Linked DNA regions of Homo sapiens: region 1 is linked to region 2. The links are chromatin loops, found by intact Hi-C in ENCODE. Cell type or tissue: natural killer cell. All regions are shown on one strand. Links, peaks and the distances in the headings refer to the core of each region. The heading gives the core; the rest is flanking DNA. Region 1 has its middle 120 kb from the start of WDFY3. Region 2 has its middle 3.4 kb from the start of C4orf36.

Region 1 (2,819 bases), core at 198-2,697, 1.8 Mb after region 2:
CCCAAAGCTTCTTTTTTTAGAATTATGGGGGATAGAGTATTGTGTTTTTTGCTACATTAAAAACCACTAATGAAGATGAGAGAAAGCACTTGCAAGATCTTTAGGATCAAATATCCTAACAAACCACCTAGTTATGTGTTGGTATGCAAAGACAATCATAAATTAATAGATATTTACTATGTGATATTTACCAAGTATATCTGAAGACAGGAGAAAATACATTTGTAGAACATTGATCTGCCCAGCTAATGTGATCTGAGTGATAAATTCAGGCCCACTTGCCAACAAGCCTGGTCAGTTGAAACTCCCTACTTAAAGGCCATTTTTAAGCACTATTATCAAAGTTCCCTTGGGGTGGATTTTCTCATTTGCCCTTCCAGATTCAGTCTCTAATTTCTTCTTCCTGTTCTGGACCCAAAGAGTTGATCTCTGTGTACCACATCTCAAGGCTCCCTTGCCCTCCGGCTTCTGGTTAAGATCTTCCCAATAAAGAGCAACTCAGGAAACCAGACAGACAGTGGAAGGAAAGAAAAGTCAGAATACTTAATCCTCACCATCCCCCTCACACACTCCCCATGGGCGCCTCAGGTTTGTAGTAGCTGCAGTCTTCTCTCTATATTCACAGCTCCTTATGGAAGGTGTCTACTCCGTGGCAAGGAATGGTAATAATTTCTCACTGTGAATAGTCCCACAGTGGTTCCCTATCACTTGTTGATGTCCCTGAGCTCTTCATTTAGGGAATTCACTAACTAGTTCCTTTACTAAATTCTCTCCAGTTACCCCATCTGTCAAGCGTGCCTTCTGTTTCCTGCTCAGATCATGACTAACAGAACCCATTTGGAAATGTAGTGTATCTACTAAGAGAGGAGTAACACAATGAAACAAAATTGAGCTACTTCTCCATTAAATCTGAAGTCCTTATTAAAATATGGAAATGGGTTTGTGTTTTGATTAGCCTGCATTCAAGGTTTTGACTCCAGAAGGATGAGACATAGAATAGGCATGTTTTGATGAAGGTAGAATTAAAAATCAGTGTGGTAAGTGCCCACAATGGAGCAGCTGGGACAGCAGGAACAGCAGCAGCTGGGAGAGGGAACTTTCTAAAAGAGAATGAGGAAAGTTGAAAACCATCTCTTTTGATTCCTAGGGGATACCAGAGAGGAGAATGAAACCACCACTTTGCAGTTTTGCCTAAGGCTAACTTTACTTATGCTCCCTAATGTTTTAGCTCAATATCCAATCACTGCAATTAAGAGAAACTATTGTTCTTTTCTTTATTCTAAGAGCTTATGCCTGTTTTCTATTTTATTATATGGCTTTCAGAAGTAAAGACCCAAATAAAATTTATTTTCTCCTAGTAAGAGTTTCTAAGATTAATATACTTGCACACAAAAATAAGCTGGTATACAGGTACGCATCAGCCAGTATACTTCATGTCTGGTAACACCACTGCCTTTCAACTTGCAACTCTTGCCACCTAGTGGCAAAATTTGGTCTTACAACTTGAGGATAACAACAAGTATGATTTCGGCTCTAAAAAAGACAACTTGAAATTCTTGATTTCTTACTTAAATCAAAATTTCCTACATTATACCATCATGTGGTAAAAAGTCGTCCACAGGATGATACTGTATAATGGACTTTTTAAATAATTAAAGCTAATTAAAATTAATATTAAAACATAAACATTTTGTCTTAGGATTCTGTCCACCTCCTTTCTTCCTTTAAGGCAAGATCAAGGGCCAGCCAAGTAAACCGAAAGCAAATTTGTTTGAAAATTAGCAATAGACATGTCTTTGACTTACTACTATCATAGTTTTCTTACAATAGTTATGAAATCTACAGGTTTCCAGTTAAACTTATTATCCCCTTTTCATGTCATATATTACAAAAATATTTTTAAATCTTATTCCTTAATTCAGAGGAGAGTAAATTCAATAGCCCACTTTTTATTTTCCCATGCACAACGTTCTTTCAAATTTAAGAAATTTTTTTTGTGTAAAGTACTGCTCTAGGTATTGACTTAATTGGAGAAAGAAAACCAGAAAAAAATCTTTGCCCTCACTTAAGTTATTAATTATATTTTTGAATACTCATAGAATTATAGGTATGTATAATTGAGAAGATAATTTAGAGATTAGCTAATTCAACCTGAATGTTTTGTTTGTAATTTTTTATTTACAAAGAAGAAAACTGAAATGCAATTGGTAGGAACAGAAGTTCTCAAAAGCCTATCTTTGAGTATTCACAATACTTTGGATTATAGCAAAGTTATATTTACAATGAGCTGTGGTACTTGTTACATTAAAAAAAAAAAAAAAAAACCTGAGTGTAACCCCAAGCAACTACTTTTTCAATACCCATCTCCTCTCTGTACCGGTCCCACCTGTATTAGTCTCCTGTCTGCCACTTTCTATGTTCTTCCCAGCGTATGTATTTGCTTCCCTGGTCTATCCCCAGGACTAGGGTCTTCTACTGGAAACCAACCTGCCTGACTAGGCCCCTGATGCCCCTTCTGGTTCCCACTCAGCCCTCCTTCAGCTGCAGGGTCAGATCCTGCTTTTTACCTGCCTCGGGCGGGCTTTCTTCTGAGACTGCAAAGAAGTCCTGGAAATCTACCTGAATTGGGGCAATATTGGCAATATCTACCTACTCAGCTATTGAATTATTATGATTTGCCTGATTCCGGTAGTGATACTTTGGTATCTGGTAGTGATACTTTGCAAACCACATATAAGTGTGACATCCTCTTTGAACGTTATGCTTTTATTTTTTTTTTTTTCATTAGTATCAACCATTGCCTTTGGAGCAGTGCCTCT
Region 2 (2,819 bases), core at 200-2,699:
GCCATGTTGCTCAGGCTGGTCTTGAACTCCTGAACTCAAGCAATCCACCCACCTTGACCCCCCAAAGTGCTGGGATTACAGGAATGAGCCGCTGTGTCTGGCCATTTTAGAGCCCTTTAAACATTTTTCCCCCTTAACTGTACTAGGGAAAGTATTAGTTTCTTCCCCCTTAATCTGTGAGGGTCAGATGCCATGTAAAGTGGCTAAGAATGATGGCTAGCATGGAGTAGGTGGCCAGCAATATACTTTAAAAATGACTCCAGTCCTCTAAGCCTGGCTCATAGGAGACTCATGGGCCATTCCCAGAAATAGAAAAGATAGACAGAGGAGATGATTTAGGGAGTAGGAGATGAATTACATTTTGGTTATGTTGAAATTTTCTTCTGAACAAGATAGTCCAGTAGGAAGTTCCCACAAACGGATACGCATCTAGGAGAGAAGCCAAGGCTGGCTAGAGAATCAGATTTGGGACCCATCCAAGGAGAAATGATAGTTACATTAGTGAGAACAGAGCCACTGAGAGTACTGAGGCAGAACAAATGGACTACGGGAAGACATAAATTTAAGGGCGAGAAGAATGAGAGAAATAAGCAAAGGAGTGGCCAGACAGGTGAGACAATTAGAAACTAGTACAGAAGGGTGGAGAATATTTAGGGCCGTTATTTGGTGATTTTAAAGTTTTTGCAGATGTGTTGTTTTGTCGTTATCCTAGAATTGGTGTCATTACTAGAGAGTTTTATAATAGTCATTAGAAAACTGTAAGCTGCATTTGTGATTTACACATTAAGTTAAAAGAAAGAAAATGTCACTTTTTGAAATGAGAATGACGATACACATACATATATACATGTATGTCATGAGAAATTATATTTGAAAAGGGTAGTTGCGTAACTGTTTTCAAATGTGTAATCTAAAACCTTGCCCTAATTATAGTCCTGGGAGAATATGTAGTGCAGTGTGATGAGGACGGCACAAAAATTAGAATAAGGCAGTCTGGGTTCAAATCCTGTAACCTTAGAAAAGTTATTCGTGGTTGAGGTGCCTCCATTTTTTCTTCTCTAATATTCCTAAAATCCCACCACTAAATTAATAGTAGCATTTATTGTGTGATAATTGAGACAATGTATATGAAATACATTCACCAGTACTCAAAACATAGTAAATGACTGTAAAGTTACCACACTATTATTGTTTCTGTGTTAGGTGTTGATCTTTTGCATTCCTTCTTGTGCTTTAGTGTTAACACTAGGTGGCAGCAATGCTCTCTTAACCAATTAAAAGGATACTTGCTTACTTTCTGGCATAGAAGAGATGGGTGAAGCCTTACCTAATAGAAAGATGTGTGTAGGACGCCAGCAAAGCAGGGGGGAAAAAGATGAATAGAGATAGCAATAGAGATAGGTATAGAGACATCAATAGAGATAGAGATAGAAATAGAGGGAAAGAGGGAGAGAGAGGGGAAGAAATTGTAGAAAGAATTTGATATTTCAAAAGGATATACTGAAATAGTCATTGTGAGAAAAACCAGATCTCTTTTGGACATCCACCTTCTAGAAAATTGTATTATTTTAAAATACATGTGGGGAAGTGGCAGAGGCCATGTATTTTTTTGTGTTGACAATGTTAAGGATCTTAAGTCGTCCTGGATGGCAAATGTCTGTAAAGTGTAATGTGTTTTACTGTTCATTTTAATTTTAGTATTAATCTTAATTATAAAAAGATGAGCATTTTCCTCTATATAAAACATTCCTTCTACAATAAGATATTTAGTGGTATCTATTGCTGTCTAATGCTATCTATTGTTGTGTAACCATTATCCCAAAAGTTGGTAGCTTAAAATGAGGAAATAATGATTTTTTTTTTTAATTGAGACAGGGTCTCATTCTGCCACTCAGGCTGGAGTGCAGTCGTGATCATGGCTCACAGCAGCCTCAACCTCCTGGGCTCAAGGGATCCTCCTGCCTCAGCCTCTGGAGTAGTTGGGGCTACAGGTGTGTGCCACCACATCCAGCTAAGTTTTTTTTCTACTTTCTGTAAAGATGGGGTCTCACTATGGTGCCCAGGCTGGTCTTGAACTCCCAGGCTCAAGTGATCCTCCTGTCTCAGCCTGCCGTAGTGTTGAGATTACAGGCATGAGCCACCGTGCCCAACTATGATGAACAGTTATTATCCTATATTTTCTGAGAGCCAGGAATCCTAGGGTGACTTAGCTGGGTGGTTCTGGCTCAGAATTTCTCACGAAGTTTAAGTCAAGACCTCAGCTGGGGCTAAAGTTATCTGAAGGCTTGACTGGGCCTTGAAGCATCTGCTTCCAAGATGGCTTAATCACATAGTTGGTGGCAAAAGCCCTCAATTCCTTATGAATTTCTCCATAAGGCAGCTTGAGTGTCCTTTCAAATGGCAGCCAGTCTCTCCTAGGGTGAGTGACCCAAGAGAGACTGCAAGAAGGAAGCCACAATACCTTTTATGACCTTATCTCAGAAGTCATACACAGTAATGTCCACCATATTTGTTCACAGTGAGTCACACAGGAAATAACTAAATACAATTGTCAGGAATTTTATGCATATGCTGGAAATGGAGTTCCTGTATAAAGAAATCACAGGCTTGACCTCTTCTGGTGTGGCCCTAGACCTATTTCTACAACTATAAAAAGAGAACTTACCATGGAACCATGAGGAACTTCCCTTCTAAGGTGGCTTGTCCCCTATCTGGATATAACCTCAAATAACTTCTCTGTCTCTGTTTTTTCATCTCTAAAATAAAATCACCTAAGAAAGTGCCTTTCAAATTTTTTAGACCCATTGTTAAGGGCTGTA

What was found. Hi-C counts contacts between places; a loop is a spot of excess contacts. Peaks named below come from ENCODE experiments on the same cell type or tissue, not always from the same donor. Only the 100,000 strongest peaks of a DNase experiment are listed, where the experiment ranks them.
Region 1: a loop joins it to region 2, with 16 times the contacts of the local background. A loop is called at or near these places in 5 of 110 quality-filtered maps.

The regions. Positions count from the first base shown.
Region 1 is chr4:85,083,249-85,086,067 of GRCh38, reverse strand. No RefSeq gene overlaps it. Among named protein-coding and RNA genes, the nearest start is that of WDFY3, 120 kb to the right of the region's middle. In natural killer cell, for the core only: a CTCF peak has its summit at 1,706; a DNase peak (open chromatin) is centred at 1,467.
Region 2 is chr4:86,894,363-86,897,181 of GRCh38, reverse strand. It overlaps a transcript of C4orf36 not described here. Among named protein-coding and RNA genes, the nearest start is that of C4orf36, 3.4 kb to the right of the region's middle. In natural killer cell, for the core only: a CTCF peak has its summit at 1,204 (motif pointing right); a DNase peak (open chromatin) is centred at 1,251.